Linked DNA regions of Homo sapiens: all the other regions are linked to region 1. A link is an interaction called in ENCODE POLR2A ChIA-PET data of the cell type or tissue named here. Cell type or tissue: GM12878. All regions are shown on one strand. Each heading gives the region's core, and the rest is flanking DNA. Links, peaks and the distances in the headings are about the cores only. Region 1 overlaps PARP15 (poly(ADP-ribose) polymerase family member 15). Region 2 overlaps HSPBAP1 (HSPB1 associated protein 1). Region 3 overlaps KPNA1 (karyopherin subunit alpha 1). Region 4 has its middle 7.9 kb from the start of PARP14.

Region 1 (8,289 bases), core at 1,801-6,800:
GAGTTTAACTGACGCATTGTACTTAGTGTCAGCTCTCAACTGTTGAATTTCCACAAGTATAGTTTAGTACCTCTAAGTTCCTCTATTTTTACTTTCCTGTTTATGTAACCTACTTGGCATTTAGAACTCACCTTCGGTAGCTCTTCTCTTCTCTGCATTACACTGACCGAGAAATGAAACGCAACCGTTTTTCTTTATTTTCCGTGACATGTTTGACTCCCATTATAGTAACACATTCGGGCAGGCCCTCCCCTCATATGTCTATTAATTTATAACTTATACACATACACTCAACCTTTTTGGGTTTTTTGAGGCGGAGTCTCACTCTGTCGCCCAGGCTGGAATGCAGTGGTGCAATCTTGGCTCACTGCAACCTCTGCCTCCCGGGTTCAAGTGATTCTCATGCCTTAGCCTCCTGAGTAGCTGGGACTACAGGCATGTGCCACCCCCTAATTTATTTATTTATTTATTTTTTAGTAGAGATGGGGTTTTGCCATGTTGGCCAAGCTGGTCTGGAACTCCTGACCTCAGGTGATCTGCCTGTCTTGGCCTCCCTAAGTGCTGGGATTACAGGTGTGAGCCACCATGCCCAGCCCTCTTAAACTTTTGTATATTATAAAATGTTGACTTTTAAATTAAAAGGGTAAAATAAAACGGAAATAGAATTTAAATATTTTCTAAGTTGAAAAATATTATGGAACTTACCATGCAGAAGTGAATCTGTAGAATATCCATTTAATTCATTGGTCATTCCATTTTTCAGTCATTTAAAATGTAGACATAAAGAACATTTGGTTATTTGAAACATGCTAAGTTGAATCTATGCATTTATCCCTGTCCCCTTTTGGAATTCCATTATGTATTACAGTATACAGTTGTATACTGTAAAGGAATGAAAAGGATATAAACACACAAGAAAAAAGAACGTTGGAAGGAAAACAACTATGAACAAAAGATAACAAATTTTTAGACGATGGGGAGCTGCTAGCCAAGGGTGGTAACTGCCATGGAGTAGAGAAAATTTAGTACCTGCAGGCGAGAAGAGTAGCCCCAGAGACACAGGAATTAGAGGCTGCTGGTATCTGGGAAGGCAGGGGGCAAGTACAGAGATGAAAATAAGATTGAATGAAATTCCAGATCAGTAGCAGTTAGACTACTTGATTGGATCCTCCATCCTATACAGCAGTAACTTTCCTTGCTCTTCCCTGGCCAGAGATGGGAGGTTTATTCTCTAGAGAAACAGAACCAGAGGGATTTTGGACTTAGGGCACCAGGCATAGGTGAGATGAGGAGCTAGGCTGAAAACTGTTTAAGAGAACATCTGTGGACCAAACATCGAGTGCCCAGCCCCTCTCCTGCATGGATCCCAGAGCAGCAGACAGGAGGTGCTGCCTGCTCGCCTTACACTGAAGCCCGCTGGTCAACAAGCCTTCTTGCATAGAGCTTCTAAGCTCACTCTTAAATAGGAATGGACTGGTGAAGATCACTTGACATTTGAGGAAAATCTTCACAGCAAAGACAGAGACCAGAACAAACAAATTGAAAAGAGATTTTTTTAAAAAGAGACATTTTATAACACATATATAATCAAGGATATAGAGATATAGATATCTTCATAATGATAAAACAACTAACATTCATTCAATATTTTCTGCATGCCGGCTTCTGTGCTAAGCATTTTTCATCCATTATCTCTTTTAATGTACAAATAACCCTGTGAGGGAAGTGCCATATTAGCCTCTGTGTAACAGATGAGGAACTTATTAGTCACATACTAGCTAGTAAATACTGGAGTCAACTTCAACCCAATTTGTCAAAATGCAAAGTCCATATTTTTAACGACTCGACCCAGCTGTCATTAGACTTGACCAAAGTGGTGAAGCTACGACTTTGACTGGAAGATTCACTGGAGTGAAACCAGCTGTTTAACTGAGCAGGGCAGGGAATCAAAGAACTTAGTAAAGTGCTTGATTTTATTACAGTTTTGAGATCCATGCTTCTCAGTATCAGAACTTTTATTTTTATAGTTTCATTCGTTTTTACAAAATAATAAGGGTAGAATGCAAAAAATTTCAAATAACTGCAAAAACAGTCCTGTATAAATAGAGAAGGTAAAGTTGCAGACGCCAGCCTTTCAGCTCCTGGGCACTTCCATGGCACTGAGATCAGACTGTTCATCAGCCACTGGGTGGAGGTTGCTATAGAAAGAGCAGTTGGTCGGGCGTGGGGGTGGTCAATGGATTATGCACAAAAGGGTGAGTTGAGCAGAAGTCTAATGTACAAAAACTATAACCACTTATTGAATTCTAACTGATGCCTTTTACCATTAACATGTCTTATTTAGGTGTGTCAAGAGCTATTTTAGAAGGTGCTGGACAAGCTGTGGAAAGTGAATGTGCTGTACTAGGTATGGGCACATGTTACTTTTGACTACAAACTTGAAAATCAGAGGGCTGAGATTACAGTGAGAGGATGTACAGGAGGACTGGAGGTGGAGTAAGTAGCGAGCAAAACTTTGCAAGAAGGTTGGTTCACTGGAAGAGCAGGCAGAGGTGGTGGAACTTGGAGGCTATGGGGGAGAGGTTCTTCATCCCACCATCTCATCTGTCTCTTACTTCCTGAGTAGTAAAAAGAACCCAGGCCTGGGTCCTAATAATCCAGGCTCTGCCATTTACTGAGCGATCCTAGGCACGTCATCTAACTGCTAAGAGCTTTGCTTCTCTCATCAGTAGGAAAGTTCTACTAATAAGTAGTGTGGGAAAGCTGTGCCACAGGTGGTTTTGAGGATCAGAAGGAACAATTAATGTGAAAAGTTCTGTAAACTGTGAAGTGCTGTACAAACTTTCCCCAAACTTGTTCTACTTCTTCCAGCACAACTGCATATAGCCAACTTCTAATCCTTTTATGAATGAGTGTGGACTTTGAGTGGGGAACCTAAGGTAGTGATTATAAACTGTTTGTCCTTCAAAATATCCCTTGCAGAGTAGGGTAGACACTCAGCTATGAGTATGCTTTCAAGAAGTCATAGAGCACCATGTTTGACAATGTATTCCCACAACCGACCTGCTACAATGCCTGAAACTCCTATCTTAGTAGCTGTCCTCTGATTAAGAAATTTCTCTGGAGTGAATACAGTTCTGGAGTGACAGCAAAGGAAGGTAATATTTGATTACTAACATGAGGACGTTAGCAGGTGTTTGAGTACTGGGAGAGCTCGCTGTGCCTGGGAGGCAGGAGCAGAGGATGAAGGTGGGCTGGACAAGCTGGAAAAGCCTGAGGAGGCTGCCTGGGAGGGGAGGGTGGGAGGGACACCCGAGGGGCCCTAGGGAGTGCCTGGTCATGGGTGCTCCTCAGGAGGGCAGGATGGGATGGGCAGGGATCCACTCTCCTCCTCCCTTTTGCTGGCCCCAGCCTTACTCAGAGCAGTCTGAACCAAAGAAGCAGTGCCTTAAAATGGCCCTCATAATTTCCATGTGCTCAAGAGCTCTAGGGTCCTGAGCCAAGGAGAAGTTTTCATCCTTTCACACCTCTGTGCCACAGAGTACGTTGCTTTTATCTCCTTCAAAATTAATGTGGCTGAATGTGCATAGAAATTGCTCTTCTGGGACAGCAGAGTGGGGGTTAAGAGCTATGGAGACTGGCTGCTTGGGTTCGAGTCCTAGGCAATCTTTAGCTACTGACCTTACCTCTCTCTGTGGCTGTTTCATGTGTGTAATGGGGAAAACAGTACCTGCCTCATAGGCTTGTTTTGAGGATTGAGCAGATTGATGCAGATAAAGTACTTTTGAACAGCACCCCAAATACTCAACAGTGTATTTGTTGAGCTCGAGAATTCTGATTGTAAAGAAAATGTGGTTGTCACAGTCCAGTGAATGAAACCAACAAGCTCGAGTGAGACTGGGCTTCACAGCCTTCACGGATGTCAGCTGTTTTCATTTCTCAAAAATCAAAGTGTTGCCTCCAGTAATTAATGGGCTGCATGTTTGTTTTTCTTTCCTTTTTTTCAGCTGCACAGCCTCACAGAGATTTTATAATTACACCAGGTGGATGCTTAAAGTGCAAAATAATAATTCATGTTCCTGGGGGAAAAGATGTCAGGAAAACGGTCACCAGTGTTCTAGAAGAGTGTGAACAGAGGAAGTACACATCGGTTTCCCTTCCAGCCATTGGAACAGGTTTGCAGCTTATCATTCTATAATAAAATTTGAGTGATACAAATTCCTTTAGAATTAGTCTCACTCTTAAGCAGATCAGTGCTGAATCCATCTGAAAGTGGGAACAATGATGTAAATCAGAGAGGGAGCCATCTTTTAGATCTGGAGGGCACCACCAGCTACTGGGCCGAAGCCTCTTTCCTCCATCTTTCTTCTTTATTTTTTCAAGACAGAGTCTCACTCTGTTGCCCAGGCTGGAGTGCAGTGGTGTAATCTCAGCTCACTGCAACCTCCTCCTCCCAGGCTCACGCAATCCTCCCACTTCAGCCTCCCAAATAGCTAGGACCACAGGTGTGTACCACCATGCCTGGCAAATATTTGTATTTTTTATGGAGACAGCGTTTCCCCATGTTGCCCACGCTGGTCTCAAACTCCTAGGCTCAAGCAATCCGCCTGCCTCAGCCTCCCTAAGTGCTGGGATTACAGGCATGGGCCACTGTGCCCACCCCTTTCTTCTTTATTTTATGTTCCCTAAGTATCTTTCCAAGTTTGGTCCTTAACTTCATAGTTTTCTCACTCTTCATTTTTTCTCCTTGGGGGATTCATTCAGTCTCATGTCTGGTAACATTTCTGCATTGACTCCCAAATCAGCATTTCTCATTCTCTCCAGGATCTCCTCTGGGGGAGTTTTCTATTACCAGAAACTTCATTACATCAGAATCCAAACTCATGATCCTCTCTTGAAAACAGACACTCCTCTTGAGCTCCTGGGCTTTCTCGTTTCCTCCTTTGGTGGTGCCATGACGCTCCCAGCTGCCCTGGCCTGCCATCCTTGCTTTGTTGTGTCCCCAGACACCCACAGTCAGCAAGTCCTGCTGAATCTTCTTCCAGAGAGTTGTTGAATTCCAGCCTTTCTTTTTGTTTCCAAACTCTTCAGACCTCCCCCATCTGGTTTACTTCAGCATCTCCCAGCCGGCTCCTCATTTGTGCATTCATTCATTGAATTGAAATGCCGTTACCTAGGCTCTGTGCAAGGCACTGGGGAGAAAATCATGAGTAAGATGCAGTCACTCCCCATGAGCAACAAACTCAGGTTTGTCCTGCTCACAGTTTCTAGGAACGCTTTCCTCATCTCTGTCATATCATCCAGTCATTTGCTCTTCTTAGTTGACAGTGCTACTGGTCACTCACTTCCTGATTCATTCACATCCATGTCCCCTGTCACTCTCATGGAAGTGAGGGCTTCTTATTTGGGAAGTATTAATAGTATGTAGCCACAGATTACCATTAATCTAAGAGAGTTTTTCAGCAATTAAATTCCTGGTCTTACAGCCACCACCATCATTTTAGCTCAACTCTGTAGACTTCCTTCCTCTTCCCAGATTAAAACAGAATGCTCCTGCAGGTATCCCAGGTCCCTCTCGTATGAACCCCAGGGCACCCTGCAATGTTTGCAGTACATTCTTCCTGGCTTCCACACACCGATAACCTTTTGTTATAACCTTTTGCTATCGGCGGTAATGAGGCCAATAGGGAAGCCAGGGGGAACGTGCTGCAGGCATTTTGTTACCACTTTTTGTTTCTTTTATTCATGCATTTCTCCCGATCTGGAGCTTCTCCCACACCATCTGGCAAATTACAGCTCTCACAAACCCAAATTGTTTTGTTCCCATCACCCAGGGCAAGCACTCTGCTACTTGGCACTGGGCAAACAGAGTGGAGTAAGCTCTGGCCCCTTCAGGAATTCATGATTTTGGAACAGATGCAAGACATTGTAACCAAGAATGATACCCAATGCAGAGGTCACAGGTGTAGGTGTGTTCAGCCACATAGTGGGAAGGGTTGCAACTGGATAGGTGGAATGAGCCTGTCAAGGGACTGCATACAGAAAGAGAAGAGGGCTGAGACCAGAACAGTGAGAAATGCCCACAGGTAGATTGTGGCAGGGAAAGGGCAGAAAAGTCAGCAAAAGAACCAACCAATAATCGTAAGTGTTGGAGGAGAGTAAGTGCAAAGCCCCAGAGGAGGAAGTGGGAGGCCATGAAATGCTTGTGCCACACCTCTTCGACTGTGAATACATTGTGAGATCCTCAAAAGGGAAGGACCAGATCTTTATGTCTTCTCTGCCCCGTGTTGAGTGAAGAATCATTGCCCATTAAATTTTGTTGAATGGAGGAATGAATAACAGGTGATTTTGATGATGCCTTCAGAGATGCTCATGGATGTTCTCTTCCCCATTGATTTCAACGGACATTTTTGGAATGTTTCTCAGACCTGGCTCAGGGGCTCACGCCTGTAATCCTAGCACTTTGCGGGGCTGAGGCGGGTGGATCACTTGATTGCTTGAGGTCAGGAGTTCGAGACCAGCCTGGCCAACATGTTGAAACCCTGTCTCTACTAAAATAGAAAAATTAGCCAGGCGTGGTGGCGGACACCTCTAGTCTCAGCTACTCAGGAGGCTGAGGTGGGAGAATCACTTGAATTCGGGAGGCAGAGGTTGCAGTGAGCTGAGATTGCACCACTGCACTCCAGCATGGGCAACAAAGTGAGACTCTATCTCGGAAAAAAAAAAAGAAAGAAAGAAAAAATAAATGCTTACTAGACGCAGTCTATTTTGAGTACCACTAAACTCCTATGAAGTAGCTGGAATAGCTACATTAGTTGTATTAGTAATATTAATAATTGCTAAGATTTATTGAGTCCTTACTGTACGTTCTAGGTGTTTTACATGTCAAAGCTCATGTATTCCTCACAGTAACCTTATATAGGGTGATCAATTCTTTCGAGTTTGACCAGGACTTTCCTGGTTTTAACACAGAAAGTCCCATGTTGCAGGCAGCCTCTCTGCTCTGGGGAAACTGGGAGGGTTGGTCTTCATACCTGTGACATGGAAACTATTAGCAAAGACAAGTTTATTGTGAAGATAATGAAGCTTAAGTGATCAGACTTCACTTGCACAGGCTTTTTAAAAGATCCTGAGAGGAGCCCTAATAATGTCTTCACCTGGTTATATGACTTAGTAAAATTTCAAAAGTAGGATATTTTAACCATCATGAATTAAGACCACTGTTTCCCCCACTTTGACGTCTCATACTTCCCCTTGCACTGAGTGATGCTGGGGTGGCTGTAAACATTTATGCGATACAGCTAAGGAAAGTTGCGTTAGGAATCTAATTTTCAGCATTTTAAAAGATACACTTTGTTGTGGTTTCTTTTCTGATTCTAAATATTCACCATTATACATAATTGTATACTTATTCTTTTTCTGAGATATGTAAATTTCAAAACCTGGATCCATCCTATACTCTGTGTCCCCATTTTGTAGATGAGGAACTTGAGGGTAGGTTCAACCTAGCAACAGAGCTAGGTTCAAAGCCATGCAGCCTGGTCCCAAATCCTGCACAAATTTTACCATTACTTTTTTTTTTTACTATTACATTTTTTTACCATTATTATATTCTTAATTACTCTATTCTTACCTACCATATTCTTATCCCTATTACCTTCTATTATTACCCCCAATTTCTAGCTGAGCAAACTGAAGTGTAGAGGTGTTATAGGTTGAGTGTGTCTCTCCAAAATTCATATGTTGAAGTCCTAACCCTGGTACCTCAGATTTAGAGATAGGGTTTTGTTTGTTGTTGTTGTTGTTCTTTGTTTGTTTTTTTGTTGTTGTTTTTTGAGACAGTGTCTCACTCTGTCACCCAGGCTGGAGTTCAGTGGCACGATCTTGGCTCACTGCAACCTCCACCTCCCTGGTTCAAGTGATTTTCCTACCTTAGCTTCCCGAGTAGCTGGGATTACAGGTGTCCGCCACCATGGCTGGCTAATTTTTGTATTTTTAGTGGTGGCAGGATTTCACCATATTGGCCGGTCCAGTCTCAAACTCCTGACCTGAAGTGATCTGCACGCCTTGGCCTCCCAAAGTGCTGGGATTACAGGCGTGAGCACCTAGCCTGGAGATAGGGTCTTTAAAGAGCTAATTAAGTTAAAATGAGGCCATTAAGGTGGGCCCCAAACTAATATGACTAATGTCCTTATAAGAAGAGGACATTAGGACGCTGCCAGGTATGGAAGGAAGAACATGTGAAGACACAGAGAGAAGACAGCCATCTACGGGTCAACCTTGCTGATA
Region 2 (8,289 bases), core at 1,328-6,327, 150 kb after region 1:
TAGTTGCAGCTACTCGGGCAGCTGAGGCAGGAGGATCACTTGAGCCCTGGAGGTTGAGGCTGCAGTGAGTAGAGATTGTGTCACCGCACTCCAGCCTGGGTGACACAGTGAGATCCTGTCTCAAAAAAACAAAAAACAAAAAACAACCAAAAAATTATCAACTTCATCAAAAATTTACCATAAAAGCACAGAATTACATAAAGTTTAATTTTGACAAACAAAAGTGCATGTGGCAAGAAAGCTGTATGACTCTGGGAAATAGGAGTCATTTCTAAAAGATTTAAGTAACTCCACTATAAGCCTAAACATATTATACTGTCTTAGGAGTTTTCACTTCCTAGAATTCAGTCCAACTGAATACTAAAGCCATTAAATGAGCTACTTGCCCCTGGGGCGGACTAAGCAGGACTTTTCTGCTGAGGCCAGCTATCTCAGGCAAGCCTGATTTGCAGCCCCCAGAAACTGGCCTCATTAGAAGACTTCATTTTCTGTTACAGCAAGCTCTGCACATTAAAAAATGTTAAAACTAAAAATGTAAAAATTACATACGAGAACTGTTACTGTCAGGGGAAAATTATCATGAATGGAATGAATGGAAATGACAGATCTTTTCATTTCCATAATGATATAATTTTTTCACTCTTTCCTGGTAGTAGCATCATTAAAGGTACTGCTCTGATTTTGTTATAATGACAATTTCTTTCTGGGTAGTACAGTTGTTATTCTTAGTTTGTCTTATGCAATGAAATTATTCCTTTCTAATTTTACCATGATTCTTTCATTTAACGTTGAAGTAGTCTAGGCAACTATAATGTTCATCCTACTTACTGTAAAGTGCTAGGTAAGAAGCTCAACTGAGGTCAGGATTTGGCAGTGTTGTACAAGCTGAGCTTGCTTTTAATTATTATAAAAAGGGGTCCTAAAATAGTTTCTGCACAACAGGATAACAACTATTTCTCCATTTTGTTAAACTTTCATCATTTTACAAATAAGAAATACTACATGATGCATAAACTCTAAACAGGTCTTTCGATCACTCTATCCCCCTGCTTTCAGATGTTCAGGGTTATTTCTACAACTGCTTGCCAAATTTACTGCCAACTGAGATACAACACTGCCACTGAGCACGTATCTTGGGAAACAAATCTGATCCAAAATGCTATGTGATGTTCTCTATCTGCTTCCTAAAATAAACTAAGGAACACATGATATTCAAAAATGCCAATTATTAACACTTCTATTTCAAGTATTCTAGATAAATTCTAACCAAGACCTAAGACCTAAAACAGAAATAAGAAATACACTCAACAGAGAGGAAACAAAGTTATCCTTACTTTTAAAATCATATGCCTGTCTAACTAGAAAACCCACAAGACAACAAAAAACTACCTAGGCTAATAAGTAGGTGCACACAATATAAACACACAGAAACAACTGGCTTTTCTCTATGACCAATCACAACCAGTTAGAAAACTGTAACAGGCAAAAATATTTCCTTCGTAACAGTTATAATAAATTTACAATATTTTAAGGAATCTGTAGACCTATATAAAAACTATAAATCATTTTACTGAGAGCCAAATAGACTTGATAAGTAAAGATAACATGTTCCTGTGTGGGAAGATACAGTATTATAACAATGGGATTAATTAATTATAGAGCTTAATGAATTTTCATTTGAAATCCCAACAGGATTTCTTTACAGTGAGAACTTTGTGTAACTCTAAAGTTCATTTAGATGTATAAAATTCAATAATATATAAGAAAAAAGAGTAATTAGGGAGGATGAATTGTATATTCAAATATTAAAATACATACCAGAACTAAAATCATGTTTTAAAACTGTTTTACTGGCCCCCAAACTGGTAGCTTAATATGCGGCCCAAAAACCGATGCTGGAATATACAAGAATATAGTAAAATAATAAAGGTGATTTCCAAAGTCAGTAGGGTAAAAAATAAATATTCAGTAAATGGTACAGGAATAAAATTTCCAAATTTAGCTATTTGTGTAAAAAAAATTCATTGACTACCATATACCAAAATAAATAAGAAATGGATAGTTAAATGTAAAAAAGAAATAATCAATTAGAAAAAAATTATTAGAATATTTCTCTATTTTCAGGATAAAGAAGGAATTTCTGAAGTTAAAATAAAAATGTTAATAAAGCATTATTTGATTATATAAAAATATAAAACTGTGAAGCTAAAATGAGAAAGCAAACAATAACTAGGAAGCTTATTAGTTAACAACACAATCTTTATTTTTTCATTTTTTTTACTTATTTTTTTATTTCTAGAGGCAGGGTCTTACTCCATTGCCCAGGCTGGAGGGCAGTGGCGTGGTCAGAACTTTGAACTGCTGGGCTTAAGCAATCCTCCTGCCTCAGCTTCCTGAGTAGCTAAGACTACAGGTGTGCACCATCACACCTGGCTAATTAAAATTTTTTTTTTGTAGAGACAGGATCTTGCTATGTTGCCCAGGCTGTTCTGGAACTCCCAGTCTCAAGTGATGCTTCTGTCTAGGCCTCCTACAGTGCTGGGATTTTAGGTGTGAGTCACTGTGCCATGCCACAATCTTCATAATATATATGAAGAATTCAAAAAAATTTTTAAACCCTAAAATCCCAATAAGGAAATAGTCAAAGACCAATTATCAGGAAAAAATACAAATTACTAATAAACATGAACGTATGTTCAACATCACCAGCAATCAAATAAATGTGTTTTTTTTTTTTTTTTTTTTTTTGGAGACAGAGTCTCACTCTGTGGCCCAGGTTGGAGTGCAGTGGCACTATCTTGGCTCACTGCAACCTCTGCTTCTGGGGTTCAAGCGAGTCTCACGCCTCACCTCCCAAATAGCTGAGATTACAGGCGTGCACCACCACACTGGCTAATTGGCTAATTTTTTGTATTTTTAGCAGAGACGGGGTTTTGCCACGTGCCCAGGCTGGTCTCGAACTCCTGAGCTCAGGTAATCCGCCCACCTTGGCCCCCCAAAGTGCTAGGATTACAGGCATGAGCCACTGTGCCCGGCCAAATAAATGTTAATTAAAATAATGAGATAACATTTTTCACGTAACAGGGCCTCATTCTGTCTCCCAGGCTTGAGTGCAGTAGCATGATCACAGCTGACTGCAGCCTCGACCTCCCAGGCTCAGGTGATCTCCCATCTCAACCTCCTGGGTAGCTGGGACAACAGGTGCACACCATCATGCCAAGATAATTTTTTTATACTTTTTGTAGAGACAGGGTTTTGCTATGTTGCCCAGGCTGGTCTTGAACTCCTGGGCTCAAGCAATCCTCCTGCTCCAGCCTCCCAAAGAACTGGGATTACAGGCATGAGCTACCATGGCCAGCCTGAAAGATCTTTAAGATAAATTTCAGTTTTGGCCAAAGAGTAGCAAAACAGGAACCCTCACATGTTCTGAAAAGAATGTAAATAGAAACCGCCTTCGTGCAAAGCCCTTAGCTGTATGTTTCAAAGTCTTTCATTCTTTCACTTCACAAATTCAATGTCCATTAGGTGCTCAGCCCATGATGAGACGTGGCCCTTGCCCTCACAGAAGTGACCTTCTTGAGGGGAAGAGACTTTAAACAGGTAATTATACAACCATGTGATTACAACTGTGCTAAGTGTTACTAAGAAATACAAAGTGTTCTGAGGTAATTGAATAGTCACACCTGATTTGGGGTATGGGGAAGGATAGATTTGGTCAGGAAAAATGACATTTAAGCTAAGATCTGACAGAAGGAGATGAATTATTTAGGTAAAGTAGGGGGAAAGGGAAGTGAGAAAAGAGAGGCTAGACACAGGGAACTACATACACATGCAAAGGCCCTGAAGTAGGAAGAAACAAAGCCCTGGAAATACAGAAACTGAAAAATGCTTGTCTGGCCTGAGCTCAGGGACAGAAATGATGCTGGGCCTTCCACACCACAATGGACATTTTGGTCTTTAGCCTAAGCGTAACTGGAAGCCATTTAAGTGTTTTAAGCAGAGAAATAAGATTAGATTTGTTTTCCTAAAAGTCATCTCTGGCTTCAGTATGAGGAATGGTGTGGGAAGGGAGGGCAAGGGGTGCAGAGAGACTAGGATGAGGCCACGCAACTATGGAGGTGAGAGACAGCGAGCAGGGTAACGCCCACTAGAGGATGGCTGTGGAGACAGACAGAAGCAGGCAGATGCTAGATATTTAGGATGTAAGTCACTGAGTCACAAGACACCATTCAAGACAGGCAATCAGAATGATTCAGAAGTTCTGGTGTAAGAAGCTTCACAGATAGTGTTGCTACTGATGATAATGCTCATATCCTTTGATCCAGTAACTCTCCTTCTAGGTATCAATCCTAAGGAAGTAATCAGAAACTGACAAAATCTGTTTGCAAAGATGTTCACTACAGTCTTTTTAAAATTTAAAACTTGTAAGCAATCTAAATCATCAAAACTTTAAAATAAATTATGATACTACCAAACAATGAAATATTACGTAGCCATTGAAAAATCATACAATCTCAAGAGAAGCTGCTCAGAGTAAAAGAAAAAAAAAAAGCAAGCTGTGAAAATTAATATAACTTTATTTTTAAAATACAAAAAGGCCTACATGGGCATACCTCAAAATATAACTAGTGATTATCTCTGGGTAGTGGGACCTTTGCAAGTCATATACTTAATAAGGGTAGTATCCAGAATATATAAAGAACTCTTATAACTCAATAATAAAAAGACAAAAACAATTAGAAAATGGGCAAAGGATTTGAATAGACATTTTTCCAAAGAAGACATACAAATGGCCAACACACACATAAAAAGATGCTCAACATTATTAGTCATTAAGGAAACACAAATCAAAACTATAATAATACTTCCCATACACTAGAATAGTTATAATTTTTTTTTCTTTTTTTTTGTACTTTTAGTAGAGACGGGGTTTCACCATGTTGGCCAGGCTGGTCTCAAACTCCTGACCTCGTGATCCACCCGCCTTGGCCTCCCAAAGTGCTGGGATTACAGGCGTGAGCCACTGCGTCCGGCCTAGAATAGCTATAATTTTTAAAATGGAGTGTTGGCAAGGATGTGGAAAAAACTGGAACTCTCATACATTGAAGGTGAGAATATAAAATGATGCAGCTGCTTTGGAAAACGGTTTCTCAAAATGTTAAACACAGAATTACTGTATGACCCAGCAATTCTACTCCAAGAGAAATGAAAATACATGTCCACACAAAAACATGTACATGAATGTTCATAGTAGCATTATCTGTAATAGCCAAAAAATGGAATGACTCAAACGTCCATCAACTGAATAGATAAATAAAATGTACATATTTGTACAACAAAATATTATTTGGCAATAGAAAGAATTGAAGTACTGATATGTATTACAACATGGATGAACCTTCAAAACATACTAAATGAAAGAAGCCAGGCACAAAAGGGCCAATAGTGAATGATTCCACTTATATGATATATTCTAAGTAGTCAAATTCATAGACACAGAAAGTAAATCAGTGGTTGCCAGGGCCTGGGGTAAGGCAGAATGGAAAATGATGGCTTAAGGGGTACTGGGCTTATTTATGGGATAATAGCAATATTCTAGAATTAGATAGTAGTGATGATTGTACAATATTGTGCATATACTAACAACCAATGAATTGCATACTTTTAAATGGCTAAAATGCTAAATTTTATGTTATGTGGATTTTATTTAATAAAAAAGAACATCGTCTTTACTAAAAGCTCAGAGTCATTTCTCACAACCTCAGAGAGTTATTTTCCTTTTTTTTGTGCTTAAGTATTAACTTGAAAATGTCAAATTACTGTGTCTTATCTATAAAATGGGATAACAGCAGCTCTGTCCTAAGGTTTTAGGAAGATTAAGAAAGCTAATACCGTATGTGCAAAGTATTCACAATAGTGCCTGAAACAATAGCTTTAAATAAATATTAGCTATTGGTAGTATTGTGTACTTGGAGTCTAACTAGAATGTGAAAAAATTACTATTTCTATTTTTCTCCAAATTAGTGCCTAACAGACACTTCAGTGAGAGGCAGATTTCTTTGACTAAAATCAAGAAAGAAAAGGCACAATTTGATTTTTATGTTATTGCTGCTGGTCTAAATTGAATTTTAAACAGTTTGGTCTCTGATTATAATGAGATGACAAAGAGTTCCAGGTATATTCAACATGCTACACCTGTCACAGGAGTACAAAGGGGTTCCAGACACCAAAAACTAAATAATTCTGTCAGCTATACTACAAGGTCGAAATGAGAGAAAGCAGCTTGGAGCAGCAGGAAGCGAAGCTGGGGACTTTTCTAGTTCTCCTAAGCTATTAATAGATATTAATAAGCCACTTTACCTCAATGCTTAAAAAACTGAAATTCTAGACTACCAAACTTACCCATATTGAAATACAAGTTAAACATCAGAAAAATGATTATAGACTCTCTTAGATTAGAAACTGTAATTTTAGAGTTAATGGTAAATTACCTAAATTTTAGAGTTAATGGTAATTGCTTTATCTGAAAATAGGGCAAACAAATCAAAATGTTATGATTTTGATTTCAGAAAAGAAGAGGCAGAATCTATTTGCTTAAGAGAATAAAAGAGCGAGCTTTACATATGTTTCATGTTTGTGCAATGCAAAACAGGTCAGTCAGTCAATAAAGCAGAGGGATAAAATTACAACCAAGTAATTATATACAACTATAAATAGTGCCCGAAGCCACAAATAAAAGGACACATTCTACTTGAGTAAAAAGTGGACGGGACTATTAGATTAGTATTGGTCTAATAGGAACATGAATAAGAGCACATTAACAAATATTTATTTATTAAGTGTCTAACATTTAATGAACCACAATAATGTCTAGCAATATACATATAAGATACATGAACAAATACATTTTGTATGGGGTTATAAACTATAGACAAAACAGTCTATAGTTTATACAGACAAAAACAAAAAACACTTAAGCCAAACTGTTTTCCAAACCTTCCAATAAAATGTTCCTGTATGTGCAGTGAATGGTCAAAAAAAGGATTAGAAAGAAAGGATTCTCAAGAGATCAGGAGGCCACTGCTGAGAATGTAGGGATGCTCCTGAAGAGACATTATGATGGTGATTACCTATAGTCATACCTGTGCTCATGCTTTTCATCCCCATTCTGAATCGTATCTGCTTGCCATGAAGGACCTGCGAAAGGTATTTAGCATTCCAGTGTCGTGCTGGCCAATCAAACACCATGTTACAGAAGATTGCAGGTTGTTGTAAAGACATGATAATTTCTTTTGCTTTCTCTGGCTTAAAAGGTTTGACATGTTCACCTAGAAAGAGAAATGAATACAGCAATAGATAGAAAACTATCAAGTTTTTTCATACAATATGGAGAAAAAATAGCTAATATTGTTTTTATCATGGCAAATCATTCTCTACAATTACAATAATGTATACGTCATTTACTGCTGTTTATATACACATGTGGCCTCAAAAGACCTGATTCTTTTCTTTTTTTAGATCCAGGGGTATATGTGCAGGTTTGTTACATGGGTATATTGTAGAATGCCAAGATTTGGGTTTCTATTGAACCTATCACCCAAATAGTGAGCACAGTACTCAACAGGTAGTTTTTTTTGTTGTTTTTTTTTTTTAATGTGTATAGTGTTTTCCAAAATACTTACTTAGAAATTATGATTTAACTTATTAACAATAAAAAGTATATATAGTTCCAATTATAAGTTAATACACACACATTAAATACAATTTGGAAAATACTGAAAAGAACAAATTGATTGGTTGCCTATAGACTACAAACCAAAAACAACCACTGTTGCATTTCAGTTCCTTCTTTTTTTTAACCGTCAAGCTAGACATTTTTATTTTCCAAGGGTATACAAATAGAATTACTACAACCATCCACAGTCTAGTATTTCTTTTTTTTTTATTTTTTTTTTTTTTTTGAGACGGAGTCTCGCTCTCTCGCCCAGGCTAGAGTGCTGGAGTGCAGTGATGCGATCTCGGCTCACTGCAAGCTCCGCCTCCCAGGTTCACGCCGTTCTCCTGCCTCAGCCTCCCAAGTAGCAGGGACTACAGGCGCCCGCCACTGCGCCCGGCTAATTTTTTTGTAGTTTTAGTAGAGACGGGGTTTCACTGTATTAGCCAAAATGGTCTCGATCTCCTGACCTCGTGATCCACCTGCCTTGGCCTCCCAAAGTGCTGGAATTACAGACGTGAGCCACTGCACCCGGCCCACACAGTCTATGATTTCTAAACATTTAAATATCAATG
Region 3 (8,289 bases), core at 1,815-6,814, 140 kb before region 1:
AAAAAATTAGCCAGGCATGATAGAAGGCACTTGTAATCCCAGCTACTCTGGAGCTGAGGCAGGAGAATCGCTTGAATCCAGGAGGCGGAGGTTGCAATGAGCCAAGATTGTGCCATTGCTCTCCAGCCTGGGCAACAAGAGCAAAACCTCGTCTCAAAAAAAAAAAAAAAAAAAAAAAAAAGAACTAAAAAACTCCTAAAAGGTAATACAGGGGAAACGCTAGAGTTCCTAGGATTGGTAATGATATTTTAGATACAACACCACAGGCATGATCCATGAAATAACTGATAAGCTCAACTTCGTTAAAATTAAAACATTCTGCTCTGTGAAAGACGCTACCAAGAGAATGAAAAGACAAGCCACAGACTGGGAAGAAATATCTGCAAAATATCTAATGAAAGACTGGTAGCCAAAATATATAAAAAACTTAACAGGAAAACAAACAACCCACTTAAAAATGGGCCAAAGACCTTTATAGACACTTCACTAAAGAAGATATACAGATGGCAAACAAGCATATGAAGAGGTAACCCATATTATATGTTATCAGGGAAACGCAAACTAAATGAGATACCACTACCTACCTATCAGAATGGCCAAAATCCAAAACCACTGCTAACACCAAATGCTGGCAAGGCTGTGGAACAGGAACTCATATTCATTGCCGGCAGAAAAGGCAAAATGGTACAGCCACTTTGGAAGACAGTTTAGCAGTCTGTTACAAAATTAAACATACTCAGCCAGGCACAGTGGCTCATGCCTGTAATCCCAGCACTTTGGGAGGCCGAGGCAGGTGGATCACCTGAGGTCAGGAGTTCAAGACCAGCCTGAGCAACATGGTGAAACCCTGTCTCTACTAAAAATACAAAAATTAGCCGGGAGTGGTGGTAGGCGCCTGTAATCCCAGCTACTCGGGAGGCTGAGGCAGGAGAATCACTTGAACCAAGGAGGCAGAGGCTGCAGTGAACCGAAATCATGCCACTGCACTCTAGCCTAGGCGACAGAACAAGACTCTGTCTCAACAACAACAACAAAAATTAACTCTTCCATAGGATCAGCAACAATACTCCTTTGTATTCATCAAAAAAACCTGAAAGCTTATATCTATACAAAATCCTTCCCACAAATGTATATAGGAGTTTTATCCATAACTGTCAAAACTCAGAAGCAATCCAGATGTCTTTCAGCAGGTAAATGGATAAACTATGGTGCATCCAGACAATGGAATATTATTCAGCATTAAAAAGAAATGAGCTATGAAGCCGTGGAAAGACATGGAAGAACATTAAATAATACATATTATTAAGTGAAAGAGGCCAATCTGAAAAGGCATACACATTGTATGATTCCAACTATATGACATTCTGGAAAAGGCAAAACTATGGAGACAGTAAAAAGATTAGTAGTTGTTGTAGGAGGTTGGGGAAAGGAGGGACAAATAGGTGGAGCACAGAATTTTAGCACAGGGAATCTACTCTGTGTGATATCAAACCCACAGAATGCACAACACCAGGAATGAATCTTAATATAAACTATAGACTTTGGGTGACGATGTGTCAATGTAGGTTCATTAATTATAGCAAATGTATCACTCCATGGGGGATGCTGACAATGCCGGAGGCTATGCATGTGTGGGGGCAGAGAGCATATAAGAAATCTCTGTACTATCTGTTCAGTTTTGAGGGGAACCAAAAACTGCTAAAAAAAAAAAATTAATTAAGGTCTTTATAAAAATAGTGAAATAAACTTTTTTCAGACACATACAAACTGAATGAATTCATCATAACAGACCAGTCCTATAAGAAAATGTTAAAGGATGTTCCTTAGATAGAAGGAAACTAACACCAGATGAAATACAGATCTACAAAAAGGAATAAAGACCATCGGAAACAGTAATAATGTGGTACAATTTTTTTTAAACTTTTCTCATTTAAAAAAAAAAAAGTATTTTAAAAAAACCATTGAGGCCAGGCACAGTGCCTCACACCTGCAACCCTAGTGCTTTGGGAGGCTGAAGCAGGAGGATCACTTGAGGCCAGGAGTTCGAGACCAGCCTGGACAATACAGTGAGACTCTGTGTCTACAAAAAATAATAAAAAATTAGCTAGGCATGGTGGCGTGTGCCTGTAGTCCTAGCTACTTGGGAGGATGAGGTGGAAGGATCACTTGACCCTGGGAGCTCAAAGCTGCAGTGAACCATAATGGCACCACTGCACTCCAGCCTAGGCAATAGAGGGAGACCCTGCCTCAAAAAAGATAACAAGTGTTCCAAGAAGGTGGAGAAACTGAAGCCTTCAAACATTGCTAATAAAAATGTAAAATGGTACAGCTTTTGTAGAAAACAGGTTGGCAGTTCCACAAAATATTAAATGTAGATTTACCACATAACCCAGCAATTCCACTCTCAGTATACTGTACTAAGTGCCGTACTTAGCATACCGTATAGTACATACATAGAAATAAAAACATACATCCACACAAAAACTTGTATGTGTTCACAGAAGCATTATTCACAATAGTAAAAAAGTTAATCCAAATGTCCAACAACTGAGTCAATAAACAAAAAGTGGTATATCTGCACAATGGAATATTTAGTGAGAAAAGGGAATGAAGTACCAATACATGTTACAACATGGATCAATCTTTAACACACTCTACTAAGTTAAAGAAACCAATCACAAAAGACCACATATACTGTATGATTCCACTTATATGAAATGTCCAGAATAGGCAAATCTATAGAGACAGAAAGTAGATAAGGGTTGAGGGGTCCTAAGCGGGGAGCAGAGGGAATGGAGAGTGACTGCTAATGGGCATAAGGGGTTTTTTAGCGGGTGACTAAAATGTTCTAAAATTGGTTGTGGTGAAGTACTGGAACTCTATGAATATACTAAAAACCACTGAATTACACACTTCAAGTGGGTGAATTGTACAGCGTGTGAATTATATCTCAATGAAACTGTTTTAAAGCCAATGCTAGCTAACAGAAAGCTGGAGTGACTGTATTGTAATGTCAGACAAGTTGGTTCAAGATAAATAATATATCAGAAAGTAGGTAATTTCATAATGATCAAGGAGTCAATTCATCAAGAAGATGTAAGAACTCTAAACATTTATATATCTATTCAACTAGGAACAGAAGAGAACTTCCTTAACGTCATATGACATTTTGGGCTCAATGAAATTTTTTTTTAAGGTTTTAAAGAAACTCTCCTAAAAAAGTTTTTCTTTAGCATACTGTATAAGAACATACATAGAAATAAAAACTTTTTAAAAAGAGAGAGAACTTCCTTAATCTCATAAAATACACACATGCATCACTTAACAAGAGTCTGAGAAATACATCACACGACTTCATCATCATGTGAACATCACAGATTGTAGTTACACAAACCTAGATGGAATAGCTACTACACGCCTAGGCGATATGATATGCCCTATTGCTCCTAGGCTACAAACTTGTACAGCACGTTACTGTACTGAACACTGGAGGCGATTTTAACCCAAAGGTAAAAATTTGCATATCAAAACATAGAAAAGGTACAGTAAAAATATGGTAATTATAATCTTATGGGACCACATCATATATGTGCTCCATAGCTGATGGAAACATAGTTATATAGTACATGACTATATATGAAAAACCTGTCATTAACATCACAGGTAATGAAAGACCCACTACTTTTCATCTAAGGTCAGAAATAAAACAGATAGGTCTGTTTTTATTATTTTCATTCAACACTGCACCATTAAGTTCTAGTCAGTACAACCAAACAAGTTAAAGAAATAAAAGTCATCCAGATAAGAATGGAAAATAAGGAAACTTTTATCTGTAGATGACATGATTGCCTATGTAAAAAACCCAATGGAATCTATAACAAAGGGACTAGAACTAACAAGTGAGTTCAGCAAGCTTTAGGAGATCAATATACAAAATTAAATTGCATTTCTACATATTAACAATGAACAACTGAAATCTAAAAAATAACAATTACAACAGCATCAATAAAAATGAAATACTTAGGGAAAAATCTGACAAAAGATAAAAATCTGTAAGACCTATACACCAAAAACTACAAATTGCTAAGAGAATGTAAAGATGACCTAACCCCCGCAGCAGGTCTCAGTAGCTGGTAGAGACTGGGGAGGACGGGATGGGACGGGATGGGACGGGACAGGACAGCAATAGCTAGGCAGCCTAGCTTCACCAAGGCTCTCGCGCCTCTCCACCACCAAAATATCAAAGAGGAAGGAAGGTCAGCTCAGCTGAAGGGATAGTGAAGGAAGAGCCCAGGTGGAGACCCAGCACAGTTCTCAGCTAACTCTGCTCCTACAAAAGTGGACAGGAAACCAAAAAAGGCAGCAGGAAAGGATACATCTTCAGACAAAACAAAAGTGAAAAGGAAAGCAGAGAAAATACATCGCAGTGGCAAACCAAGAAACTAAAGATTTACCTACCTACAGAAAACAGAGAAACTAAACTGAGAAAGCCAGAGGAAAAAAAAGCCAAGTGTGATTAATATCACATACCTTGTCTTATGAGTCATTCCTGTTTCCCTTCTTGTACTATCCACAGGAATTTTCTGGTTTTTTCATTGTTGTTGTTTTGTTTTGTTTTTTTTAAATTGGAGTTTCACTCTTGTTGCCGAGGCTGGAGTACAACGGTATGGTCTAGGCTCACTACAACCTCCACCTCCCAGGTTCAAGCAATCCTTCTGCTTCAGCCTCACAAGTAGCTGGGATTACAGGCGCCCACTACCACACCTGGCTAATTTTTGTATTTTTAGTAGAAACGGGGCTTCAACATATTGGCCAGGCTGGTCTTGAACTCCTGACCTCAGCTGATCCACCCGCCTCAGCCTCCCAAAGTGCTGGGATTACAGGTGTGAGCCACCGTGCCCAGCCTAGAGGAATATTTTCATAAACTATTTTGTAAATATAAGTTTTCTAGTAGCTCTAGAAACATTTTTAAAAGGAGGGAATCCCACCTCATCCCATTTTTTAAGTGTAAATGCTTTTCTTAAGAGGTGAAATCATTTGCTGGTTGTTTATTTTTTGGTACAACCAGAAAATAGTGTGGGATACTGAATTATGGGAGGCTCTGACATTCCATAGATGAGGGATTAGTTTTTATATCCTACAATACAAAGTATACAAAATGGCAATATGGAATCACAGTCCTGCATTTAATGTCTTGAATATTTTAAATTACTTCTATTCCTATGTTATTTTTTAGCAGAATTGTTTCCTAAAGAAAACCACTCCTTGATCATGGCTCTCCCTATCAGAATTGTGCATACTCTGTAAAATCTTCAGTCATGGTAGTGCTGTTTTCCTAATAACTTTGTTAATGTACTGCAAAAGATTGAAAATTTGAATATGTAGTATATATGCTATTAAACTGTGAATTGGTGGGATGTATGCAGTAACTTAACATTTTAAGATACTGGTACTGGACAGCCTCTTAAAAATTTGCCTCCAGATTTTAAGCTGGAAACTCACTGGAATAACTGTTTAAAAAAGAATTACAATACACAGCTTTTTAGATTTTTAGTACATAAGAACTGTGTACAAACTGAAATGTCTGTATACTAATCCTCAACACAACCAATAAAATCTCAATTATAAAAAATAAACATGACCGGGCACAGTGGCTCACGCCTGTAATTCCAGCACTTTGGGAGGCCGAGGCAGGCAGATCACCTAAGACCAGCCTGGCCAATATGGTGAAACCTCATCTCTACTAAAAATTCAAAAATTAGCTGGCATGGTGGTGGGCGCCTATAATCCCAGCTGCTTGAGAGGCTGAAGCAGAATTGTTTGAGCAAGGGAAGCAGAAGTTGCAGTGAGCTGAGATCACACCACTGCACTCCAGCCTGGGAGACAGAGTGAGACTCCGTCTCAAAAAAAAATAATAATAAAAAAAATAAATAAAATAAAGGAAAGCAAAGGAAAGGAAGAAAGAAAGATGACATAAATAAATGAAGATACTGTGCTCATGGGTCAGAGGACTCAAGATTGTTAACAGTATCAATTCTCCAAACTGATTTATAGATTCAACATAATCCCAATCAAATTCCCAGCAGGCTTTCATGTACAAACTGAATAGCTGATTCTAAAGTTCATATAAATGTGAAGGACCTACAATAACCAAAACAACGTTTTACTTTTTTTAAGGGATGAGATCTCGCTTTGACGCCCAGGCTGGAGTGCAGGGGCACAATCATACCTCATTGCTGCCTCGAATTTCTGGGCTCAAGCAATCCTTCTACCTCGGCCTCTTGAGTATCTGGGACTATAGGTGCATGCTAATTAGTTTTGTTGTTGTTGCTGTTGTTGTTGTTTTGTTCTTTCTGTAGAGATGGTGTCTCGCCACCTTACCCAGGCTGGTCTCAAACTCCTGTGCTTAAGCAATCTTCCCGCCTCGGCCTCCCAAAGTGCTGAGATTACAGGCATGAGTCACTGCACCCAGACCAAAACAATTTTGAAAAAGAAAAAGTTGGAGCTCTAACACTACCTGATTTGAAACTAATCTTAAGGCTACAGTTACCAGCCAGCATGGTATTTAAGCTAGATAAATAGACCAATAGAACAAAGTAGAGGTCCAGAAACAGACCTATACAGATATGGTCAACGGTAAGTGTTTCCAAGGAAATTCAATGGGGGAAATAATCTTTACAATAAATGGCACCTGAACGACTGGATAGCCATATGCCAAAAAAAAAAAAAAGAACCCTTAACATGTACCTCACATCAGATATACATGCTTGTTCTTTAAAATGTTACTTTTGTAAATGAAAAGGCAAGCCACTGACTGGGAGAAAATATGTGTAAAACACGTATCTAGCAAAAGACATATCTAGAAGACAATCGACTCAGTTAAAAAATTTAACTGGAAAGGAATTTTTTTTTTAACAGACTTCACTAAAGTAGATACACAGCAAATAAGCCGATGAAAAGATGCTCACTGGTGATCTATCGTATAGCATAGTGACTACAGTTAATAATAATGTATTACATAAGTCAAAATTGCTGAAAGAGTGAATATTAAATGTTCGCACCACAAAGAAGTATATAAGATGATAAATATACATAATTATTATTTGCCAATTAAAAATAAACTTTTTTAAAAAAGAAAAGATGCTTACAACTTTATTTATTAGGTGAATGAAAACTGAAACCATCATGGAGTACTTCTACATACTCCTCAGAATAGCTGAAATAGAAAAGACTGACCATACCAAATGTTAACAATGATGTGCAGCAACTCAAACTCTTGTACACTGCTCATGGGAAGGTAAAATAGTACAACCTATTTTGGCAAACAGTTGACAGCTCCTAAGTATACACCAGCTATACAACCCAGCCATATCACTTCTAGACACTTACCTGAGGGAAAAGAAAAGTTATATCCACACAAAAAGCTGTCCACGAGTGTTCCTAACAATTTTATTTGTAATCACCAAAAACTGGAAATAATCCAAATTTCCATCAACAAGTGAATGGATAAACCAGTTGTTGTTTATCCATACAAAAGAATACTATTCAATTATAAAATGGAATGAACAATTCATACACAAAACAATAAGTGAATACCAAAATGATTAAACTGTGTGAAACTAGAAAGAAAAAGAATACACGTTGCATAATTCCATTTATGGTAACTAATCAGTAGTAACAGAAAATAGATCAGAGGAAAGAGGTAGAGAAAAATGTACTAAAAAGGTGCACTAGGAAACCTCTGGGTGAGATGAATATGTTCACAACTTAACTATGGTGATGGTTTTCACAGACTGTCAACCAGACTGTCATAAACCTATTTTTGAAAGTATCTATGTTAAAGTCTGTGCATTCTTTTTTTTTTTTGAGACGGAGTCTCGCTCTGTCGCCCAGGCTGGAGTGCAGTGGCGCGATCTCAGCTCACTGCAAGCTCCACCTCCCAGGTTCACGCCATTCTCCTGCCTCAGCCTCCCAAGTAGCTGGGACTACAGGCACCGCCACCACGCCCGGCTAATTTTTTATATTTTTAGTAGAGTCGGGGTTTCACCAATGTTAGCCAGGATGGTCTTGATCTCCTGACCTCGTGATCCGCCCGCCTCAGCCTCCCAAAGTGCTGGGATTACAATTCTGTACATTCTTAATGATATTAAAGCACACACTATTTCATCCCTTTGGAGGATGCTAAGAAACCAACTCATTATTCTGAAAACAAATACAGGAAGAGAATCAAGCATTTCTCTGTCCTGTGTGAACTGTAGCTAAGGGAAAGGTCTTCTTTTGAGTGACCTT
Region 4 (8,289 bases), core at 1,717-6,716, 51 kb after region 1:
CGAGCCAGGTGCGGGATATACTCTCCTGGTGTTCCATTTGCTAACACCGTTGGAAATGCACAGTATTTGGGTGCCAGCATCCTGATTATCTAGGTACAGTCTGTCATGGCTTCCCTTGCCTATGAAAGGGACATCCCCCAACCCCTTGTGCTTCCCTGGTGAGGTGATGCCCCACCCTGCTTTGGCTCGCCCTCCGTGGGCTGCACCCACTGTCCAACCAGTCCCAGTGAGATGAACTACGTACCTCAGCTGGAAATGCAGAAATCACCATCTTCTGTGTTTATCACGCTGGATGCTGCAGACTGTAGCTGTTCCTATTCAGCCATCTCGGAACAGAGAGGCAAATGTCTGCAAATTCTTAAACACCCCTCCAGTGAGGATGTGGAATCTGTTTCTCTTCTACCTGACTATGAACTTGACTTAGTGACTCACTTCATTTTTTAGAGATGGGGTCTCTCTCTCGAGTGCAGTGGTGCCATCATAGCTCACTGCAGCCTTGAACTCCTGGCCTCAAGTGATCCTCCTGCCTCAGCCTGTTAAGTAGCTAGGACTACAGGTGCACACCACCATGCTCAGTTAATTTTTAAAAAATGTTTTTTGTTAGGCAGGGTCTAGCTATGTTGTTCAGGCTATGACTCACTTCTAATCAATAGAATGCTTGAGAAGTGAAACTATAACTTCTAAGGGCCAAGTCATAAAAAGTAATAGAGCTTTCGACTCTCTCTTGCTCTCTCTCAACATGCCTTAGGAGCTGAGTCACCAAGTTGAAAGTTCACCTACTCTGAAGCCACCATGCTGGAGAAACCATGTGGTGAGCCCACATATTGATAGAGATACCAGAGGAGCTCCAGAGGGTCCAGCCCCCAGTTTTTTGAGTTATCCTAGGCTGGGTACCAGATGTGTGAGTAAGTAGGCTTCGAGATGCCTCCAGCCTCAGCCACAGTCTGATTACAATTTTCTCAATTCTTGAGAAAGAATTGTCTAGTTTAGCCCAGTCTACCCCCAGAATCTTGAGGGATAATACCACTAAATTTGGGGGAGGATTGTTAAGCAGGAAAAGATAACTGGAATAATGTTCTCACCTCCTGCTGTATATGAAAAAAATTGTTTTAAGTTAGCTACATTGCCTACTATAAAAAGGGAGTCATTTATACTGAAATTTCTTTCATATTCATGCCTTTAAATGACTAAGAGATTATGGGATTTAGGGAAGAAGTTGATACGTAGGATAGGGATTTAATTTATTTTAATTCAGGCTTATGACCGATTTTTAGAAACAGAAAAGATCTTCCAAATCTCTTCCTCAGAGCAAATTTTTTTTGTATGTAAGGGCTTTGAGATATCTACTACTTGATTGTACGTGGAATAGCTCATAAGATTGCACTTTTTGGCGGATGATAGATGCAACGTCCAAATACTCTGAATTTGAGGCTGCAAGGAGGAAGGACGCTACTGCTTTCTTCAAGGTGTTCATGGTTAGGCTGTGGAAAACACATGGATTGAGCAGATGGCACTTATTCCCAGCCACTGACCAGCCTTCCGTTCAGTGGCATTAAAAGATGCTTTAAAATGTCAGCCTTTCCCAGGGAATGTTTATTCCGTTTATGTTTATTCATAAACATAATGTTTATTATGTATATTATTTATATATAATATATATTACATATAACATAATAATATATATTATATATAATATATATTACATATAACATAATAATATATATTATATATAATATATATTACATATAACATAATAATATATATTATATATAATATATATTACATATAACATAATAATATATATTATTTATATATAATATATATTACATATAACATAATAATATATATTATTTATATATAATATATATTACATATAACATAATATATATTATTTATATATAATATATATTACATATAACATAATATATATTATTTATAAATAATATATATTACATATAACATAATAATATATATTATTTATATATTGTTTATATATAACATTATGTTCAAGTTGGGTTAGTTCCAGGAATGCCTGAGCAATGTGAGGAGGGTGGCTGCATGGGGATATGGTGGTAGCAACAGGAGATTGGTATGTAACCAACACAGGATATTGCACAGTTATATCGAATCCAACACAGTTATGTAGAAGGGATTGACCCAATAAGTAAATATATTGGGGATAATGGAAGGCAGATTTCTCACTATTGGAGAAAGGAGTTACAAATATGCAAAGGAAAAAAACCAGAATGAACTTTGTAGTGTTGGCTTGGAACTGGAGGTATCAGTATAAACTCATCATTTTGTAAGTATATAGATATATAGATATAAAGACAGAGAGAAATAAAAAATGCACTTGTGTGTGTACACATGTATTCCCTAGCACTGTCCACTGAGAAAGCCTGAGACAGTAACACTTTAAAATCGATGAACACAGCACTAATTGGAATAATGAGTGATTCCAGGCTCAAGTTAGGGAAGTAATGAAACTTTATTTACATAAACAAGTAGTATGCTGGATTTGGCCAGCATGATACACACACATACACACACACACACACACACACACACACACACACACACACACATATATATCTTGTTCTTTTTTATGGCTGCATAGTATTCTATGGTGTATATGTACCATATTTTCCTTATCCAATCTGTCATTGATGGACATGTAGGTTAATTCCATATCTTTGCTATTGTGAATAGTGCTGCAATGAACATATACGTGCATGTGTCTTTATGGTAGAATGATTTCTATTCCTTTGGGGATATACCCCAATAATGGGATTCCTGGGTTAAATGGTAGTTCTGTTGACTCTTTGAGTAATCACCACACTGCTTTCCATAATGGTTGAACTAATTTACATTCCCACCAGTAGTGTATAAGTGTTCCCTTTTCTCCGTAACCTCTCCAGTATCTGTTATTTTTTTACTTCTTAATAGCCATTCTGACTGGCAGCATGCCATATTTTGCGATGTCCTATTCCAACATACTCAGGGTGATGGGGTATTATGTCAGCTATTTACTTTCAAATTGTTCAGGAAATAAAAAATTCTCTATACTAGTCTTGCAACTTTTCTGTGAGGTCAAAATTATTTCAAAATAAAAATTATTAAAATTAAAGACATTTTCAGACCAATAGATTGAGAAAGCTCATCATTCATGAGCTCTTACAGAAAGAACTGCAAATAATAAGTATCTACTTTAGGAAAAAGAAGATTGAATGAGGAAGAAAAAAGAGTGCTTTAGAACAAAATAATTGTTAATTGTTAAACATATTGCTAAATAAATATTGACTAATTCTGAAAAGACTAATTTTGGAGTGTTAAAAAACAGTTAACAACAGCAAAAGGATAGCAAAATAGGGGGCAAGTTTTTCTCAGGTCTTTGTGTCTTTTGAGATGTATTGACTAGCTTTATACTTTGTTTAGTCTAAACTCCGCAAAAGAATAGATACAGAAATTCAATCAAAATAGAGAAGGAAAAAGGGAATAAAGAAAAACTATCAATCTAATAAAAACTATAATCTAATATTTGATATCAATCTAATAATATCAAACTATCAATCTAATCTAAGAAATGAAGAAAAATAAGCAAGGAAGAAGGTAGTTTATTTAAAAACCCACAAATAAAATAGTGGGAATAAGTCTAACTATACCAGTCATTTATAATATCTAGAAATTTATGTTTGCCAATTAAAAGACAGATTGGATTTAAAATAATCCAGCCGTATTCTGTTAGCAAGAGACTTACCTAAACTAAAGACATAGAAAATTTGACAGAAAAGGGATGAAAAAGTTTTTCAGGTGTATCAGAGAGAATGCTTTTGGCAATAGGCAACGGAATAACTAACTAAAACAGGCTTAAATAACAGGGATGTATATTGACTCACTTCACAAGAAATTTTGAGGTAGGTGTTCTAAGGTTGGTTCTATAGCTCAATGGTGCCATCAAATATCCAGGCATTTTGTAGATTTCTGAGAGATTGGCCTTCAAAGTTACAAAATGGCTGGTCACATCCTACTTGATAACATTTTTTTTTAAAAAAAAGAAGGAGAAAAATGATTTCTTCTCACATGTCTCTATTTATGGAGGAAGAAAGTGTTTTCCAGGAGCAGACAATGGACTTCCCTTTATATTTCTGCCTAGAACTGGCTCACATGGTCATCCCTAAACCAATCCCACTAGAAGGGAATTAGATTATTAAAACTGGCTTAGCCCAAGCATCAGTCAGGTGTGGGTCAAAAGAACATCTATTTTAGCTAAACACTTTGCTACTTAGTATCTAAAAAAAATTGAAATTCCCCTAGCAAGGAAAAAAAGAGTATCTTAGAGTAAGTAATCAATCTACTCGAAGTATCTGCCCCACTTGGCAAGATCTAGTAAAGTGGTCATAGAAATGTTAATATAAGACAAAATGGACATTAGGGCAATGAGAATACAGCAGAAAGAATGACACTCACTGATGACAAAAAGGAACAATTCACTGGGAAGATACAAAAATTTTGAAACTGGAGGCTGGGTGCGGTGGCTCATGCCTGTAATCTCAGCATTTTGGGAGGCTGAGGTGGGAGGATCACTTGAGCCCAGACGTTCAAGACATGCCTGGGCAACATAGCGAAACCCTGTCTCTTAAAAGAAAATATAAAAATCTTGAAACTGTATAGCTTCAAATTAAGCAAAATCTGAGATTTTGCTTATCTGAAGATAAGCAGAAAGTGGCAATATTACAAGGAAAAATTAACAAATAATCTACCAGGTATGAAAGTCTCTATTTTCCCATACAGTCACTACCAGAGCTTTGTTATTCAGGCCATATAAACATGATATGGCTAACTTGGCCTTGAGGTAGACCTGGATTCAAACGTAAGAGTCAACAGTAATCTCTGCTATAGGTGGGAGAGGTGAGGCAAAGGCAAGGCCAATGAGAGATGCTGCTATGAGTTGTCAGCAGCCAATATTTCCAGCAGCTAGGGAATGGGCTTATAACTCTGAAGAAGGGATCCAAGCAGAGCATTGCAGTATGCACTATGAAAGTATAGCATAAGGTTGAACTCTATGGCAAGACAGCCTGGGTTTGTATCCTAGCTTGACCATTCTCTAGCTGTGTGGCCTTGGGCAAGATATTTAACCTTGATATTTTCTTGATAACCAAGATATTTTCTGTGTCTTTAGTTAGGTACATCTCTTGTTAACCAGTTAGGTTAGGCACGTCTCTTGTTAACCAGTTTCCTCATAGTAAAGTGGAGATAATATTAATTGTCTTATAAGTTTGTTGTGAGAATTAAATGAGTTACTATACTGTTTTATGAACTGTAGATCCTACTGTAATAATGGGTTGTAAAATCAATTTGTGAGTTTCAGTCTGTTTTTTTCCATGAAATATAATATAATCAATACTTTTATGATAAGATGTTCTATTGGCAAGCTATAGGGAAACAAGTACTCTCATACATTGCTGGTGGCAGTGTAAAATGGTACAGTTACTATTGTGGTAGACTGTTACAAAATGCTGCCCCCATGACTTCTATTTCCTGTATTCATACCCAGTGTAGTCTCTGTATTAGTCCATTCTCCCATTGCTATAAAGAAATACCTGAGACTGGGTAATTTACAAAGAAAAGTGGTTTAATTGGCTTACAATTCTGCCAGCTGTACAGGAAGCATGTCTGCAGAGGCCTCAGGAAACTTATAATCACGGTGGAAGGCAAAGGGGAAGCAAGCAGGCATGTCTTCACATGGCCAGAGCAGGAGGAAGAGAGAGAAGGGGGAAGTGCTACACACCTTTAAACGATCAGATCTCATGAAAACTCACTCACTGTCACAAAAACAGCAAAGGGGAAATCAGCCCCCATGATCCAATCACCTCCCACTAGGCCCTTCCTCCAATACTGGAGATTACAATTCGACATGAGATTTGGGCAGGGACACAAATCCAAACCGTATCAGTCTCCTTCCATGTGAATGAATATGAACTAGCCCTGTGACTTGCTTTTACCAATCAAATGGGGGAGGCAATGTTATGTGACCTCAAAGCCCATGCATTAAGAAGCCTTGCAATTTAAATTTTTGCTCACCGTGAAGCCAGGGCCACATAAAGTCTAGGCTATCCTGCCCGAGAGATCACATCAAAGGAAGGCTCTGTATTCTAACCATCGTAGCTGAGGGGCCAGGTATGAGTGAGGCCATCTTAGATCTTCTAGACCAAATAGGAGCTGTATGAGCAAGCTTAACTGGCACCTCCAATAGCAGAGAGGAACCATCTTGGCTGATCCCTGCCCAGCCAACTCATAGAGTGTGATAAATATAAAATGGTTGTGTTTTAAGCCATTACATTTTGAGATGGTTTGTTATCTAACCACAGATAACTGAAACACCTATGGAAAGAAATTTGCAATATATAAGGAAAGTGTATGTGCATTTACTCTTTAACCTGTCATTCCCACATCTAGGGATTTACATTGAAAATATACTCCCAACAAAACAAACAAATAACCAAACAAACATGTGCAAGGTTACTCAATGTGACATTATTTGTAATTGCAAAATATTAGAGATGCCCTAAATGCCATGCCTAGGAGATGAGTTAAATAAACTCTATATATCTATACTTCAGTGAACTGGGCAGCTGTAAAAAGTAATGAGGAAGATCTCTGTGATCTGATATGGAATAACTTACAGCATATATTAAATGTAAAATTCAAAGTATAACTGTGTGTATAGATACAGATATAAATTACTTATTTATAGCATGTTACCTATTGCATGAAAAGAAGAAAAGGTCATACACAAAACACATATTTTTGCAAAAAGAAAACGGTGGAAGAATATTCCAGAAACTGATGATATGCTTACCTGGTTACTTACAGAGATAGTGGAGATGGAGTGAGAGGATTAGGGGACTTCTCTGAATATATATCTTTATATGGTTTTGATTTTTGAGTGTTAAAATTTTATCATTTCCAAAAAGAAAGTCAACAAGGATGAGGAAAAGCCCTAAAATTGAATCCAAACAGAAATGATGACCCTGATTATGTGTCTTATAACAAAACCATACTCAGGAAAAAAGTATTCCAAGTAACTTTTGAGCCTAGTACTCTTACTATACACCCTCAATAGTTTCTATTCAGTGGATAAAAAGAACTACAAGGAAATCTTTATTTAGTAGATTTGTTGTTGATAATGGTATTGGGTATTGGTGTTTGTCTTAGTCTATTCAGTTTTGCTATAACAAAGTACCATAGACTGGCTAGCTAATAAACAATAGAGATGTATTTCTCACAGTTCTGGAGTCTGGGAAGTCTAAGATCAAGGTGCCAGCAGATTTCATGTCTACAGAGGGCCCAAACTGCTGATTCACAGATGGCCATATTCTTGCCATGTCTTCCTATGGCAGAAGGCAGAGAGGAGCCCTCTGGGTTCTCTTTTATAAGGGCACTAATCTGACTTATGAGGGCACCACCCTTATGACCTAATCACTTCCCAAAGGCCTCAATTCCTAATGCCCATCACATTAGGAGTTAGGATTTAACATATGAATTTGGGGGGATACAAGCATTCAGCTTATAACAGAGTTCCAATTCCAAACTATGTTGTGTGTAATGAAGGATTGAGAAAATAAGTAAATATATTAATGTTCTTGGGAAACAAAGTTCATACTTTGAGATAAGGTTCATACAAGAGAATCATATGAGAAGAAGATCATAAGAATTATACAAATATGAAATAGTAGGAGAGAAAGAACCTGTGGTGACTGATTGAAATTAGAGCTATTTCCTAACTCTGTCCACAAGGCTGAATAGAAGAATTAGGCTTATACTATTTATTTCTCCACAGTCTTCATTATATATTTTTCCTTTGCTATATATTTTTTTAGGCTTCCCTTGCTATATATTTTTTTAGGCTTCAAAGGAAATACTTTTGTCTTCTAGTATAATAGTAACATAAACAAAGTATTCCTTGAGTTTCATGATCTGAGGTCAGTGTAGCAACCAAGAAGAAAGGTGAGATTAGATGTCTGAGTAAAACTTCTGGAAATATCTTTCTGTCTTTATTATTCAAGAATTTAATGGAGATGTGTGTGGGTGACACAGACAGTTCTGGAAGTGAGCCCAGAACTCAATGAGTTCTTTCAATTTTCAAGTTGGATTCTGACAGTTTTTGTTGTTTTTCTTTAAATTTGATTACCACATTGACTCTGTAGCTACATTTCCAGGCAGTCCATAATCCAATAAAAACGTCCTGCCTCAGGCTTTGATGGATCTAGGACTTGGAGCTTTTAGATA

Evidence for each region. ChIA-PET counts read pairs that join two places held together with the same protein. Peaks named below come from ENCODE experiments on the same cell type or tissue, not always from the same donor. Only the 100,000 strongest peaks of a DNase experiment are listed, where the experiment ranks them.
Region 2: POLR2A ChIA-PET joins it to region 1 with 5 read pairs; 2 of 35 experiments call an interaction of 5 or more read pairs at or near these places.
Region 3: POLR2A ChIA-PET joins it to region 1 with 6 read pairs; 2 of 35 experiments call an interaction of 5 or more read pairs at or near these places.
Region 4: POLR2A ChIA-PET joins it to region 1 with 7 read pairs; 4 of 35 experiments call an interaction of 5 or more read pairs at or near these places.

The regions. Positions count from the first base shown.
Region 1 is chr3:122,617,437-122,625,725 of GRCh38, forward strand. PARP15 (poly(ADP-ribose) polymerase family member 15) reads left to right here. Exons shown (of 12, transcript NM_001113523.3): 7 at 2,345-2,407; 8 at 4,008-4,175. Among named protein-coding and RNA genes, the nearest start is that of PARP15, 44 kb to the left of the region's middle. In GM12878, for the core only: no CTCF peak of the experiment used is centred there; DNase peaks (open chromatin) are centred at 1,845 and 3,895; H3K4me3 peaks cover 610 bases; H3K27ac peaks cover 276 bases.
Region 2 is chr3:122,770,579-122,778,867 of GRCh38, forward strand. HSPBAP1 (HSPB1 associated protein 1) reads right to left here. Exons shown (of 8, transcript NM_024610.6): 2 at 7,143-7,328. Among named protein-coding and RNA genes, the nearest start is that of HSPBAP1, 19 kb to the right of the region's middle. In GM12878, for the core only: no CTCF peak of the experiment used is centred there; a DNase peak (open chromatin) is centred at 3,643; H3K27ac peaks cover 1,809 bases.
Region 3 is chr3:122,478,740-122,487,028 of GRCh38, forward strand. The region is part of intron 2 of KPNA1 (karyopherin subunit alpha 1); the gene reads right to left. Among named protein-coding and RNA genes, the nearest start is that of KPNA1, 32 kb to the right of the region's middle. RefSeq lists enhancers at 2,740-2,789, 4,433-4,492. In GM12878, for the core only: no CTCF peak of the experiment used is centred there; DNase peaks (open chromatin) are centred at 2,823 and 4,552; H3K4me3 peaks cover 1,005 bases; H3K27ac peaks cover 1,604 bases.
Region 4 is chr3:122,668,796-122,677,084 of GRCh38, forward strand. No RefSeq gene overlaps it. Among named protein-coding and RNA genes, the nearest start is that of PARP14, 7.9 kb to the right of the region's middle. RefSeq lists enhancers at 1-1,058, 484-533. In GM12878, for the core only: no CTCF peak of the experiment used is centred there; no DNase peak of the experiment used is centred there.